2 separate regions of the Homo sapiens genome follow, and region 2 is linked to region 1. The links are chromatin loops, found by intact Hi-C in ENCODE. Cell type or tissue: GM12878. All regions are shown on one strand. Links, peaks and the distances in the headings refer to the core of each region. The heading gives the core; the rest is flanking DNA.

What was found. A loop is a pair of places that touch in the nucleus more often than their neighbours do. Peaks named below come from ENCODE experiments on the same cell type or tissue, not always from the same donor. Only the 100,000 strongest peaks of a DNase experiment are listed, where the experiment ranks them.
Region 2: a loop joins it to region 1, with 2.4 times the contacts of the local background. A loop is called at or near these places in 3 of 110 quality-filtered maps.

Annotation. Positions count from the first base shown.
Region 1 is chr10:52,960,833-52,969,175 of GRCh38, reverse strand. LOC105378308 (a long non-coding RNA gene) reads left to right here and starts at 3,876. Exons shown (of 4, transcript XR_945968.3): 1 at 3,876-4,767. RefSeq lists enhancers at 624-1,159, 2,557-3,081, 2,834-3,183, 4,132-4,657. In GM12878, for the core only: a CTCF peak has its summit at 4,998; a DNase peak (open chromatin) is centred at 3,035; H3K27ac peaks cover 2,526 bases.
Region 2 is chr10:53,130,862-53,139,204 of GRCh38, reverse strand. No RefSeq gene overlaps it. Among named protein-coding and RNA genes, the nearest start is that of LINC02672, 100 kb to the right of the region's middle. In GM12878, for the core only: no CTCF peak of the experiment used is centred there; a DNase peak (open chromatin) is centred at 3,754.

The sequences.
Region 1 (8,343 bases), core at 141-8,140:
GCAAGGGTGAAAAACTAACTTTTGGTTACTATGTTCACTATCTGGGCGACAGATTCATTCACACTTCAAATATCAGCATCACACAATATATCTTTGTAACAAACCTGCACATCTAACTCCTGATTCTAAAACAAAAGATGAAAAAGTGAAAAAGCATGAACAGGAAAGCCAGAGTGTGTGATTTTTGCACTTTTAGCAGCAAAAGTATTTGTTTATCACTAAAAATATTTTAGGTCTCTTCCAAGATTAAAACATATGTAGATATTTCTAGGACAAAATAAATAACTAATCAGTTATATTCTAAAAGATAGACCAGAACCATTAAACCCCTGTACATATGTTCATTGAGAAATAAACTCCTGACCTAGCAAACTCCGGGTACACACACAACTCACAGCCATCCATATGTTTCTTCAACTGCACTTCTTTCAATACCCAGATATTGTTTCCTGTTAGGAATTCATCTAGCCTGATATTTTTGCTTCTTCCTTTCAACCTGAAATAATAAAAATAATCATAATCCATTTTAAAAGAGTTTATTCAATTGCAAAGCTGAGAATAGCCACTCGACTAACGCAGACTCCAAAGAAACAAGGTAAGTGCTCCAAAGCTGACAATTCATGCTTATATAGGCAGAAAACAAATCAATGACAAGATTACAACATTTTTCACAAAAGGCTGGTTTATGAGTTACAGCAGTTTGGTTAGTTACAGTTGTTTTCCTTTTCCAATTTAAGAATATATTTAACATTCCATCATAGACAATGTGATGTGATAGTTTTGAGGCCTTTGTATAAAAGAAAAAAAAGGAAGTTAATCTATAATGAAAATCAACAGTGGAAAGGGAAGGGGGTCTTCTCTGGCACCCTTTAGTCTTTTACAACATTTTGCAAAACAATGTAGATAAACAAAAGGCTAATCTACAATCAGAGGAACAAAGGTTACAGCTGCCTGTCACATGACTAAGGGCCCATAATCACATTCCTTTAAGGCTCAAAATAGTTTAAATTTCCAATAGCTTTTATTTTGAATTACTTATTCATAAACTCCCTTTTGATCTTTCATGACTAATTGATCTGTCTCTGGAAACACTTCCGTAAATCAAAAATAAAATTTTAAGCCCCTCAACTGACTGAATGGATCTCACTCTGAGCCAAGCAAACCCAAGGAAACCTGAAAAGGTAGGTCAGGCCATGACAGAAAAGAGAGGGTCAGACATGCTTCTTTCTACTCGCTTCCTTTTGGAGTTCAGGTGCAACTGATCAGCATTAACATTAAAACAGAGATCTTAAGACTGACAAAACAGACTCTTTGTATCAATAAGATATCTAATTCCAACCTGACTCTAGTCTGACATCACATGACACATAAAGAAGGAAATCAAAATATTTTACCTCAAATATGTTTATTTGCCATATTTTCAAATGGTCCTGCAAAACTGTCTTCTGTGGGGGGAAATATGCATCTGTAAAGAATCTATATTAACGTAAATAGATCTCTCCCATTCCAGGCCTTCCCAACTGTGAAGAGACTAACTGAGAGTATGGCACCTCTTAAAGGTCTAAATAGATCATCTATTGTCTCTAAGGTTGGTCCTCTATGAGACTTCATCTATGTAATAAGAACCTTGATCTCCACAATGCCTTATCTTTTGACAGACACTCCTTTCTATTGATTCCAGGTCTTTAGGTAATAACTTAACTCTCAACCCATTGCAGGTCAGGAAATCTTTGAATCTACCTATGACCTGTAAGCACCTCAGAACCTGTGCTTCGAGTTGTCCCACCTTTCTGGGCTGAACCAATATATACCTCACATGTATTGATTGGTGAATTACATCTCTCTAAAATGTATAAAACCAAGCTGTAACCCAACCATTTTGGGCACATGGTGTCAGGAGCTCTTGAGACTGTGCCTTGGCCCGTGGTCACTCACATTTATCTCAGAATAAACCTCTTTAAATATTTTACAAAGTTTGGCTTTTTTCATCAACATTTCTCACACAGACTTACACCCACTTTAAGACTTGCCTGTGGTTTCCTCTCATCAGTTTCATCAGGAAATCAATCACCTGCCTCTGCTTTTCTCCCTCTCTCTGCCCTATTTCAGCTTTCTCTCTCAGTCCATCTCTAGCATCTTTTGGTTCATTTTATGACTTTAATTGTGGCTTCTTAGTGTTAGATCTAGTACTACATCTGCAGATAGGTAAGAGGGAGCTATATATTTTGAAGTGACAGCTAAAAGGAAAGCCAGCATCTTTCACCACCACATCTCTTCAAAATCTTAGAAAATTTCCATAATTTCCAATTAAGCCTGCTTTCCTCAAGCTCTTGCACTTATGAAAATTAAATTATTTAACTTTATAGTATTGTTCTATTCTACTTCAACATGTTAAATATTTTATTTCAAATGAGTATGCTATTGCAGCTATATTATATAGTAAACAATCATATTTAGACTAGTGAACACCCATAATCATTGATGAGATTTCATTTGCATATATTCAGATTCTTTCTGATAAAACAAATTTTAGCAAGTTAGTGGTAGGGACCAAGGAAAAATATCCATGTCCCCCTCTGCAGTTTTGCTGACAACCAGTTGACAAAAGGCAAATTAATAGGGGAAAAGGCATACAAAATTTATTTTAATGTGCATTGCATGGGGAGAATCACAGGGTAAGATAATGATTACCCAATAAGCAAATGGAGTATAAAAGCTTATATACCCTTCCTCATAGGGGATGGAAGATGGGGAATGTAGACAACTCTTTGAGGAGCAGTGAATGATTATTAGGGACAATGAGTAGGCCCAGGGTACAGAAATTAACTTGTAAATGATTCTCTTTGAAATTCGAATGAGCCTGAGAGGCAGGCACTATCTTGTAACAGGTCCATCCAGGTGTGGTTGTATTCCTCAGTTGTCTGAGATAGATAATGAGATTTCAGGGAGGACAAGGAAGGCAATTGTGTTTGTTCTGGGGGATTTCCAGGTAGAAAAGGGAACTGAAGAGAACAGCCTCATTCTGTGCTTTGAAAGAGACAAAGGGTTAAGAGAAGGGGAAGTAATCCGAGAGACCTGAAGTTGCCAGTTTCGTTCAGCCATATTGATGGCAGCAGCAGCCTATCTGGAGGAGCTGCTGTGAAGAGGCTGGCTGCAGCCAGTGAGCTGCGGCTGGGTCGTGTGCTCTGGGTCCAGAGGGAGCCAGGAAGAGGCAGGAGCCCTGCCCCCTTACCGAGTTGACAGGGCAGGAGCCCCATGCTCCCACGCCAGCCACAACCACCCAGCCATGTCTCCAGACCTCAGCATCCCTGTTTTCTCCGGGGCCCAGGAAGCCCCCCAGCCCCTGCAAGCTCAAAAGTGCCTGCTCCCACTCCCCGGCCTCTCCCTGCTCCCAGTGTCCACTTTGATTTTGGAGCAAAGTTGTGGTCAAGTCCGGGCACTGTTGCAAGCTTGCTGAGTGTGTGCATGCTCAGGGCAGTGCTGACACAGCAGCCCCCCTTGCCACCTGGGCCCCCACAGGACTTTGGTCACTGACTAGTGCAGAAGGGAGGCCTGGGGGCACTAAGGGCAGCTCTGCATGGGGCTGCAGGTGTCCCTTGGTGCAAACAGCCTGGGTGCCATGAATGGCATGTTTATAGCTGGAGGCAGACAGGTTCCTGGGTGGAAAGGGGCGGGTCCCTGGTGAAACCCCACTTTCAAGCCAGGGCCAGCCTGAAGCCTGTGGGCTGGACTGCTAGTTCTGGGTGAAATCTGTGACCTGGACTGAGAAATTATGGTGCTTTTTCTGGGCCCACCCATGGCTACCCATGGACCAATCAGCACACACTTTCTCCCTTCTGAGCCCATAAAAAGAACAGACTGAGTCAGACTCAGACAGATGTGAGGACCACCAGATGCGGGAAAGAACTACCCACTTCAGGTCTCTTTGACTCACCAGGACTACCAGCAGCAGGAGGGAGCTACCCATGTCGGGTCTCCTTGACTCATCAGGACAACCTGCCTATGGAAAGGAGCTATCCACTGTCAGTCTCCTCTGCTGAGAGCTGGACACTCGGGATGACATGCCTGCGGTACCCACTTTGGGTCTCCTGAGAGCTGTCGCTCAATGAAGCTTCTCTCCACCTTACTCACTCTCCAGTTGTCTGTGTACGTCATTCTTCCTGGATGCAGGACAAGAACATGGGACCTGCTGAATGGCGTGACTGAAAAGGCTGTAACACAAACAGGGCTGAAACTTTGCCCTCAACCCCCTGGCCCAACACACTGTGGGCAATGAGAAGGAGAGAAGAGCTGCTGCCCTTCAAGGGACCTCAGACCTAGGGGCTCCCCAAGACAGGGCTGTGACATCCTCTTTGTGGCTCTGTCGTTCCTGGCATCTCCAAGCTTCTGGGTGCCACTGCATTCCCCTCATCCAGACGTGGATGCCCACAGTGGAAGCCTCGTGTAGTACATCTGGTTCAGCTGCAGCCTCTGTCAGCAGCTGTGCGGGTGCCTGGAACTGCCCACCCTGTTGCAGCTGGCACACCTGGCTTTGCACAGTGGCTGGACCCTGAGCTTGTGCACACACCCCTCACTGTTCTGTGCCTGGCTTGCCATTGGGAGGCATGGGATCTGGGCCAGCAGCACAAGCCAACCACAGCCTGCCAGGCCGAGTGGGCGGAACAAGCCCAATGGGCGCAAGCAATACTCATGCAGAAGATGCCACGGGTCACAAAGGTTTTGGGCTGGCAGAGCAATACTCCAAGGATCTCATGACAATATTTTGGGGTAAAATATTTTGGTTTCTTTTATAGCCAATCTATTAGTATTTGAGAAAAATGCCTGATTTCAGTGACTTAGATATTATGCTCCCATTACCTTCCATTTTCTTTACCTTTTCTTGTTTAGGCAAGTGACTTAAATGCTCTAGGCCTCCATTTCTTGAGCTGTAAAATAAGTGTCTGAAGAAGCTTATCTAAATAATGTGATGTTATATTATGTTATGACAGGGTCTGACTGCCACACTCAGGCTAGATGGCAGTGGCACAACCATGGCTCACTGAAGCCTCAACTTCCCAGACTCAGGTGATTCTCCCACCTCAGTCTCCTGAGTAGCTGGGACTGCAGGTGCGCACCACCACACCTGGCTATTTTTGTATTTTTTGTAGAGACAGGGTTTTGCCATGTTGCCCAGGCTGGTCTTGAATTCCTGGGCACAAGTGATCTGCCCACCTTGACCTCCCAAAATGCTGGAATTACAGGTGTGAGTCACCATGCCCAGCCTAAAGAATGTCATTTCTAATGACAAAAAAAACAGACTTATTTTTCTCCCCCATCTATCAAGAGATATTTTTAAAATCATGTAAATTTTTAATACATTTGATAAAACACCATCAAGCTTCTACAACTGTCTCATCCCATTTATAGGCTCCATGAGGGAATGCATAAATTATCTTAATATTAAAAAAATGCACAATTATGAACAAAATACAAAATATTTTACCCCAAAGTATATGTCTCAGCATATTTCAAGATGGCTATTCAAAGGGGTTGCAAACACAAGAATAGCTGAAAGGCTGTCTATTTGTGGGGCAGATTTGTATCTGCAGAGGAAATTTACATTAGTAAAGTGAAATAAACAGCAGAGGCGAACAGGCCTTTTATGAACACTCCTCTCCTTAGATCTTGGAATAATTATCTCACAGGAAAAGGAGACTAGGGGTCTGACAAAGAAACTTGTACCATAGGCAACCACATACTCTTTGAGAGCTGCTACCTGTCAAGTTTCATCTGTATAACAAGACCACCTTTGCTCCATGCCTTTCCTTCTCTCTCCCTCCCATAAACTGTCCTGCAGTGCTTCAAGCCCCTATTCTTTCTGTGACCTAAGGACAGTATAAAACCTTGAGCCATCTGGCACTTTCATTAAGTTTTCATATTTTGCAGGACTCTTGTGCACATGATAAATGTGTGTGCTTTTTTTCTGCTAATCTGTCTATTATCAGTTTGCTTTATAGACTCAAATTATCAATGCTTCAGAAGGAAGGAAAGGAAATTATCTTCCCCCTTACAGTTAGAAAGTTGGAGTTACACAGGATGAAAAGGGCTAATGTGCAGAATGATTACTATTATTAATGATACTGTAATATATACTGAAAATTTGCTAAGACAGTAGATTTTAGGTTCTTTTGCCATGAGCATACAAAATGGTAACCGTATAAGGAATGAAAATGTTAGTTGCTTTACTGCAATAATCATTACATTAAGTATATGTATATTAAAACATCGTATTTTACACTTTAAATATGTACAATAAAAAAGATTTTTAAAATGCCACCTTTGGCCAGGTGCTGTGCCTCATGCCTGTAATCTCAGCACTTTGGGAGGCCCACGCTGGTGGATCACCTGAGGTCAGGACTTCAAGACCAGCCTGACCAACATGGCAAAACCCCATCTCTACTAAAAGTAGACACAAAAAAATTAGCCGGGCATGGTGGTGTATGCCTTAATCCCAGCTACTCGGGAGGCTGAAGCAGGAGAATCACTTGAACACGGGAGGCAGAGGTTGCAGTGACTCAAGATTGCACCACTGAACTCCAGCCTGGGTGACAGAGTGGGACTCCACCTCAAAAAAACAAAACAAAACTATAATGGTAAACATTAAATAGAAAATGTTTTTAATGGCGCAATATTAAAAGATTTTCCCCCTAAAACTCTCAAACTATTTTGAAATATAATGTCAAAATAACCTGAAAAATAACTTTCCAAAAAGTTCATTTTAATTAACATCAACCCAGAAGCCAAAGGGTTCTTGTATCCTGGAACATTTTTCAAAAAGAAAAGAAAAAGAACTCATAATTCTGACATCTTTCTTTTACTATTTATGAAACTTAAATTTAATGTCAAAACTTACATAAAGTTCAATTGAGATAATATCAGGAGCAAAAGTTGCAAAAACTATAATAAACCGAAAGAACAATCACAATATAAGCCAATATTGTTTAAAGTCTGTGTGCCAAGAAATATATTACATATATTACTTACTTCTGTCATGTACCTTTAAAGAAAAAACTCTAATTTGTCCAAAATCACACTATTAGTAAAAACAAAGGATAACCTCTGTCTCACTCTGACTTTCCTAATCTCCGTGCTTGCCACCTGACTGAGCTTCATTTTCTCTGTTTACAAGAGTGACCACCCAATAATTAGTTAGTATATCTACAAAAATATTTGACATATTTAGTGGAAGATATTATTTTATTATCATCTCCAGAGTAACACACATTTCAGGCTTCCTCCCAAATCCCCTCATCTGGCATTTCCTGAGCTACAAACCCATAAAAAAGGTTTAGTATGTTACTTTGGATATTCTAATGTTCAACCAAATTCAGGAACCATTGAACTAGATTTAAAGCTTTTTTCAATAGGAAAACAGCATCAATTTTAGGAAAACTGTGTTAAAAGAAAACCTTCAGACAAATTAAATCTAACAGAGTTTAACTGAGTAAAGAATGATTTGTAAATTGGGCAGGCCCCAGAATCACAGCAGATTCAGATACTCCAGCTTGGTCAGCTGCGTGGAGGAAGATTTATAAACAGAAAAAGGAAAGTGGTGTACAGAAGACAGAACTGAGGAGTAGAGACAGCTGGGTCAGTTCTAGCTCAGTGTTTGTTTGCCTTATTTGAACATGGTTTGAACAGTTGTCCATCCTTGATTGGCTGAACGTCAGTGATTGGCACAAGAGTAGAGTACAGTATGTTAACACATCCAGTTAGTTTGTGGTTCACTACCTATAGAGAAGCCTTTATGCTACACTTAAAATATGCAAGGAAGGAGCTTTAGGCTAAACTTAACAATTGTATAATAGCTTAATACCCAGAGAACAGTTATATAACAGCACTGAAATATTTGCAGTCAGGAGAGGATTTTGAATTTGCAATTTGGGATTTATAAGATTTGAAGTTTTAAACAAGACTAGCCTTAACTTCTGTTATTATTTGAGGATTATATCAAATTAATTAATTCAAGAAACTATGCATGGTTTCCATAGTAGACTCTATGTTTAATGACTCTCAATTAATTATCTGTGGTCATTAAAGTTCCAAGTTAAAGCTTTCCGTCAAGAATTAGTTTGTCATCAAAAGAAGATTAACCTTATGAGTAACTATAACAAGGTAATGATATCCAGATTAGAAGGTCTGGACATTACACAGATGCTACTTTGTCAAAAAAGTTTATTACAGTCCATGTGCATTTATACTTCTTTAGATAAATTCTAAATATTTCTGCCATAAATTGAGATAATATAAAGAACCTAGAAAAAATTTCCTAAATCACAAAATTCTCTGAAAATACACATTCTT
Region 2 (8,343 bases), core at 179-8,178, 170 kb before region 1:
AAGAGTTTAAAAGATGGTCAAAGAATCTAACACTGTTCGGGACCCCTTCCACGCTGTGGAAGCTTTGTACTGTCACTCTGCTCAATAAAGCCTACAGCATTTTTTTCTCTCGGTCCGATCCGTGTCTCTCTCAACGAGGGCTGCCGCCACACCAAATCTTTGGCGTGGCTAAGGCAAGAACCTTTGGCGTTACAATAACAAAGAAATTTTACTTAGGCCTGCTTTGATAAGCATATGATATGATACGAAAATTTAGGTTACTAACAAGCAAAACAGAAAGCAATCAAGTCCTACAATCACAGTATTATAGAATGTATGAACGGAAAAAAAATTTAGAATTTATCCAGACCTACTTTCTACACATTTATGGTTCTCAGTTTTCTGTCCTACTATTTTTCCAGACTTCCATACTCATTAGTGACTCATTTTCATATAGATAATTTTTGTTTTTTTGATGTAAGGCTAAGCTGGTAACAATTTTCAAACATGTTTTTCATAAAATTTAGAGCTATGAATTCAGAGAAGTGGCAGTTTTTAGTGAATTTGAAACTAAGCCAAATAAGAAAGTAGTTGGCAGGAAACATTATTAATTATTAATGGCAAAGTATTTTTGGTTCAACTTCTTGAAAACGAATAATAGTACAGTCATTAGGCATTGACTTATTCAATATAAGATGCAATACTGAGGAGGCAAGAGTAGAAGCTGGAGATAATTTGGGCAATGTCATTAATGATCAGTCTTAACCACAAAAAACCTGCAAAGGAACTAGACTTCCAGGGCAATTATCTCTACTCAGCACTGTGTCTTGTCAGGGGAACAATGGGAACTAGTTGTCTTTAGCCATATGTTCATGGCTGCTTAAATCCATGGCAGAAGGCAGGCAGTTCTTGCCCTGGAATAATAACCATCTGCAGGTTGTAGTACCAATTGCCTCTGAAATCAATTGCCTATTTGCAGTCGTGTATAACATGTTTTATCCCACTCAATCTGATCACAAACCCTATTTCTTCCTGAATTATGAAACTATGGCCTCCCACATAGCTTACACATCGAGGATGATTGCCAACCTATTATGATAATCATAATCATATTGCTATTATCCGTTCAGGTTGGATCCATGAAAACAACTCAGATTGCCAGTTCAAACACACATTTGCCCTTGTTTGAAAACCTGGCCTTTCCTGAATTGAGGCTCCACACAAGAAACTTTTCCTGTGATTGTTTTTGAGCAAATGGAATAACTGGTGACTGAGACTTATTGTTGATAATAGGACCCCTCTCTAGATGAATAAAATTAATACTTTAAAAATTAAAAAAAGTCAGATAAGTATTAACAGCAGCCAGTCATCACCCAAAAGTTCTTCATGAGAAGCCACTGTGTGGTGCATATTAAAAAGGCATATTCCTGAACCCCAGCCCAAACTTAATGTATCCAAATATGTATAAATCAGCTTGCTGGAATTCAGAGGCAAATGGAGAATAATTCATATTTGTACTCCAACTATAAGCAGGACACTGAAGATTGTGAGGTAAAAATTGGTAGAAAAACTTTACATGAACTGAAGTAATTAAATATCCAGAGAAGTATAAAAGAATGGCCCCTAGGTGCTCAGGCAATGTGATATGTCATCCAAAGATATTAATTTCTCAAAATAAAGAATGTATTTCCTGAAAACAGCAACTGACATAAAAATGGCCTATTTGTCACTGTCTAAATAATGCCAATTAAGTAGCATGTTAATCTACATGATCAAACTATCATTATCTTGAACAAATTTAAGGATGTGAAAAATGATACAGAAGGTTTGTCATTTAGCTCTTCAGCCTTCCTCAGCCTAAGGCTGAATTTCTCATTTTTCTTTCCAGCTTTATGGAGGTATATTTGACCAATAAAAGTTGTATATATTAAGGGTGAATTTGAAGCTGAAGCTGGATGTCAGATTTGGGCTAAAAATATCAAGGCTTACATTTGGTGTTCTCCTAATAATTTATTCAGCTTCCCTAGTATCAGTGCTAGAGATATAATGAAACAGAAAAAAAAAACCAGACTTTTGCTCTCCTGGATGATATAGTATAGTAGATAAACTACAAATGAATAAAGCTATAATGAATAAATTAATTGATTATTTGGCAACAAATATTTTGGAATGAAGTTAGGTAAGGGAAGATCTTGCTGAGGAAGAACCTGAAGAATGGACTAAAACCTGAAGAATGAGAAGAAGCCAGCCAATATGATGAAAATTAGGTTGTGGACTATTAATACTTTGAAACATGGTTTCTGCCATTTACTGAAATATCTACATGCGGGAAGACATGACGAGAGTATGCACCAGCCAGAAGCTGAGTGACTTCACCTCACTTCTTTACACAACTGTTCTGTGGATTCCAAGAGTAGAACTCAAGATCCCACTTCTGCACCCACCTACCTTTCCAGAAATTGTTTTGAACCAATTCAGCTAGGAGGCCTTCCTACTGACAAGTAAATAAGCCTCTAGTTTAATTTCAACAAGTGTTCACATTCTGAAAGCAGAAACAGTAAGAGAAAACAAGGTAAAATATAAATTTTGAGATTTAAATATACTGGACATTATTAAAATATGATAAGTCACTGTAAATAGAGTATTATAACTGAAAGGAGACAAGCATTCGAAAAGTAAAAACTGTACATTATTAATTCAGTTTTAAGGTTTTAGAATTTTTCACATCATATTTACCATTAAGGAGGAATGATTATTTTATTCATAATCCCCACAACTCCCAGAGATGTACAAATCCATAAGTTTTTACCTATATATTTACTAGGCTTTTATATATATCCTAGGGAACTATATGAAAAGTTCATGGGACATAAGGTATGATAAAGTGAAGGAGGGCTTTTATGCTAGGCATTGCCAAACTACAACTGTAAACAAAGTAAGGATCTTTGCCCTCCTACAGTAAGTGTAAGTTTAGCAGTTGCCCAATTTTTGCCAGTATTCCTATTATGTTTCCTGTGCTTCATGCAATTTCTTAAAGACTTTGCTGTGGTCTTTACTCAGTCAGTCTTGGATCCTTCATTTTACCTTCTAGGATAAAGTTGTCAGGTGGTATTTGAAACTAAAGGTTCTCTTCTAGATAAGTTTTCGGTGGTTTCTAAAGTTGCAGTAAGACAAATCTCATCTTGTTGGATGTGTTTGTGGTTTGGTGCCCACAGATTTCTGGTAATGGCGAAGAGCCTCTTGCAATGGAAAGCAAACACCCAGGGAAATGACTGAGAGACCATCATCATGTGAAGGGTTAGGGGGAAAAAAGTAAAAAAAAAAAGTATGGAAAAACATGAGGAGAGGCCCTGACATAATAGAGAATTTAGCATGTTCAACAAACCAAAAGACTAGTGTGGCTGGAGTATTGTCGAGGGATGGAGGCTCACAAGATGTGGGGTTGCACCTCTTGATTGGCTCTGTGTTGTGCAGGGCAAGGGAAAGGCTAATAGAAAACTATAGCCTGATGCACACATTACAAGGTCTACTGAATACTTTTGGGGGACTGGATAAAAGGCAGGCAAGTTTGGTTTATCTCTCCAACCCCCTCCCCCATAAAAACAGAACTAAAGTTGCAAAAGAAAACAAAACAAATAAAAGCAACAAAAACAAAAGAGCATATATGTTACAAAAATATATGATAAGATAGCTTCACAAACCCTAAAATATGAGCAGGTTGGAGACAAATTAACTTGTCCAGAATCATCACTATCTTCAGCAACTTCTCTCTTGTTCTTTTGACCACAGGCGGCCTCAGTAAATACCACAGCCAGGTTAAACATTTACTAATGACACTATAGAATAAATGAGACACAGGGAAAGTAGGACTTGTAGAAGACCTCTCTGCTGAACAGTGTTTGAATATGTTCTAAAATTGATCCAGAAATATGCCCAGTGAGTAGACTGATTGCAGCCAAACAGATTCAGAGTGGGAAGATGAGGCAGCTCACTACCACTTCTCCATAGGCTTGTTTCATTTCCCTGTAAGCCAGAAGGAGAAATGTGGGATTGGGCCATTAATACATTCTTTGGTTCCACCTGCCTGATTTGAAAGCTCACACCCTCAGTTTTGAAAAGAGGGGAAAAGGTCTAGTCAACGGGAAATGTTCAAGATAAAGAATTTGTCAAAGAAGGAGAAAACCCTCATGAATGTGATGCAGGAGGTAAACCTTACTTTTCTTACAGTTTTCCTTTTTTTTTTTCTAGATTACTTTCCCTATAAATACTTTGTTGTCTGTACTACATGAAGCAAGTTTATCTCATAAACTCATTCATGTTAACATTTTGGAAAGCCATAATACCAAGGAAAAATTAACAGTAGAAATTCTGGCACCTACATAGATAATATTTTTGAAGTAAGTATTATCTTTGACATCATGGAGTTCACTATGAAACCCTCCTGCAATTTAAATCACCTTCCTATAAATAATAAGAAGACAGAAAAACACAATTTTAGGGTCTGGAACTTTTCAATGAAAAGTTTTATATGATCTATGATTAGACTAGGCAGCACAGAGTAATGATTAAAAGCATAGACTCTGGGCCTAGATGGCTTGATTAGAAATTTGGAGATTGTTCTGTATTAGCTGTGGTACTGCATCTCTCAGTTTTGTCAACAGTGAAGTTAGAACAATTACAGGATATACCTCATTGTCATTTATGAAAATTAAATAAGATCATATTTATAAAGCATTTAGAACAGTGCTGTGTAGGTGATGGTTAAAGTATCAACTGGGTGACTTTGTGTTGACTAACAGAACTGGCATGAGTTTTAGCACCTCAACAGAGCGTGATACTATTTTTTTAGCCTCAATATAAAATCAGTTATCTCAAATTTTCCATCTAAGTCATGATTTTACTGTTGAACTACTAAAAGCCATAAAGAAATGTTGTTCATAATGCTACTAAATGCCCCAAAAACAGTGAGATAAGAATCAGGAAACCCAGTGTTTGTACAAGCATTGTCCTGATCGTTTGTGCTTTCATGAGCAAGTCATTAACTCTTCCGCATCAAATAACTTATCTGTAAAATAGAAACGGTAATAATTTTGACTGCCAACTTCCAAGGAGACCACAAAAACATCTGATAATCATGTGAAGTTGGGTTTAATACCTACTACAGTAAATAACAATACCACCTAAACAGAGTCTTAGATTTCAAAAGGAATAGGGGTTAGGGGACAAATATTTATAGGGTTTGAGGATTAACCTATAGTGGTTTAAGTTGGCTTGTCAATGGATATCTGATTGGGATTTGGCAAAATCGTGATACAATAGTTTGGGATTAGTTAACACAGTGAGGTGAGGATATTGGTAAGTCTTAAAAAGAAAGACAACTCCTTGATAATCAAACAGTTTGCCTATTAGAGCAATTTATTGCTCTAAGAAAGAGGCTGCTTGCCCAAATGAACAGCTATTGTCTTGAAAAAGAGAAGTATTTGAGCAGCCTATTTCCTGTATACATTGATTTTTAGCAAGTTATTGCAGCAAACAAGATATTTACTGGTTTACCATCTATCTTATTTTCCTGGGCACCAAAAAGAGTCAAACTGATGAAGGAATCCTTACTCAGTTTCATAGGTAAACTGTATAGATGCAGAATCTCAAATCTCACTTTTTAAAAAAGGAAAATAACTTTAGAAGGTAGAACCACATAAAAATAACAGAACTGCAGTATAATGGAACTTTAGATATCACTTCATTCACATCAATCTCATCACACTCCAACTGATGGTAAAGAAGATGAAACTCAGAAAAAGCAAATTATTTCCCCACACTCTATCTCTAGAGTGACACAGTCATGTCACCCCCAAGTCAAGATTCCACTGGTGGGTCCCTGACCTCATTATCTAATCAGAAGATGTCATCTAAATTTAAGCTCACCAAACAATGTTGCTGTTCTTCAAGTTTCATTTCTCCCTAACTTCCATCAAGAGACAAGCTTCAAAATATTTAGCTAGAAGAGAACGGATCAAAAGTAAATGAAATGCATAGCTGTGTGCAAATGGAGCCACATGCATGGAAACCTACCCAACAAATTCAAAAACATTTTACAAGCCAGAGAGTTAGATTAGTAAAATTTGCATTCAAATTAAACATAAAAATGTTCCCTACAATTTCATCATTTATTCACCAACTAAAGAGCTGACCAACATGCCAACGTTTGGCATATTAAGGAGCTTCCTTTAGCCCCAAATTGCCTACCAGCAAAACAAAGCAATTTGCACTTTGGCAGACTGTTTTACAAAATGATTATAGGAAGGAAAATTCAAACCACTAAATTATGCCTAATAACATAATAGTTAAGTTTCCATCTTGATGATAACTAAGCTGATTATGAACAACTATGTGCTCTTAAGTACATACTTAAGGAAAGCCCAGCTTTTCTTTCATAATGCTGTTATTTAATTAGACCAGAAAAGCATTTGATTCTAATCCATTCTTTAGACTCCTACTGTATATCTAAATGTGGTTAAAATATTTCTATCTGGGGTATTTTTTAAAAATGAGCTGTTTCTTTGTTTTTTAAACTTTGAGTGATTGATCAAAAAGTGTTTAGTAAGACACACTCTATTCCCCACAGAAGCCTCATACATAGTAGCAGTTAGACATAGGGCTCTAGATCAGCAGGTATGCTGAAAATTGTTTTTTTAATTATCAGCCACGTGACTTTGGAAAACTTACTATTCTCCCTGTTTCTTAGTTCCCTCATTTGTAAAATGAAGCTTCTATTGAAATTTTACATGAGAAAATACATGGACAGCACGCCAAGTAGTCAAAAAATGTAAGTTATTGTTATGCATAAAGAAGTTTTCATAGCAAAATAAAAATAAGTCTATGAAAAGGAGCATTTGCTAGTTATGTATCATGTTATACTATAGTAGTATAAGTTCCTCTTTTTTAAAAGCTCTACAACGGTTTTTTACAATAGACATGCTTCCAGTTTCCTACTTCAATAAATGGAGCATTGGCATGTAAAATTCAAACTTTTTCTGTAGTTATGAAATGAGTAAAATATCTGTCTTGTTAGTTTCTACATTTACTTTTATGAATATGTTGCTTATTTTTCAAAGGAGCTGTTATCAATGGAAGCACACAGTTTTGAAAATATCACCTACTTCTGGAGGCGCAGTTTACAGTGCCTGACCTCCTGATGAGCTATGGACAGCAGTGAGATCCCTGGCTTCATTGTTATTTAAGACAGCCTGAACTTTTCATTTTGGCATTTACTAGGCGATATATACTAGGTGAAGTGTGTGTGTGTGTATATATATAATTATGTATGTATACATACATAAAATAAATATATGTATATAATATACATCTTTAATATGATTTTAACACAATATAAACTGTAAGGGCATATAAGAACAACAAGCTATAAAAGATCATTTTATATCTTTTGATAAAAGCAGCTATGTCATTTTGGCTTCTTTCCCTGCCACATTTTAGCCTATGCACTAATGCACACACACACACACACACACACACACACACACACACACTTTCTCAGACACAGCATTCTACCTGAAGAATTAGGAAAAATTAGGAATTCCACCTGAAGAAGGAGGAAAAGGTCAGACTTCTCTTTTAAAACTTTTTTTTTAAGTCAAAAGAGACTGTAACACCTTTAAGAAATAAAGTCCATCAGCTTCCCTGAGCTGTACTCATATGTTTTGAAACATCCATTAGCACAGCTAGAACATGAATTTTAGAAAGGTCAACATTAAAAGCAACTAGAATAAATGTCAAGTCTGTAGCCGAATTATGATAAGCCACTAAAAAACAGTTTATTTTACCTGAGTCTGACATTGTACCTGAGCTTGATTCTTTGAATTTCTAGATAAAACCATTTTAAATTCCTAGGTCTCCTTAAATAGTAAGATGGTAGTCTCAATTATATTCTTATGGAGATGAACATAATATATTTTACAACTATTAGAGCAAGATGAAAAGCAATAAGGTATAAGGGGGAATTTGAAAGCCAACTGCTTCCTGTAGTCAAAGTATGACATACCAGAATTTACTTAGAATGAGCAGGTCTAGGGTACCCACCATGGCACTTGCCATTGTGTTCATGGGATCTAGAATGTGTCTGGAGGAGCTTTCAGAAATGACCAAATTACTGAAAACATTAAAAAACACAGAGGTTATAGTCCCATCTTGCTAACGAAACCATTTTGCTTTTCTGTGTAATAACGTATTTGTGTAATTTGGAACAGAATGTGTCATTGATATATGAATTCTACCTTTCAGCATTCTCACAGTCAGATGAGTAGGCTCTGATAGCACTGAAATACAAGTGTAATGAAAGCATCATTT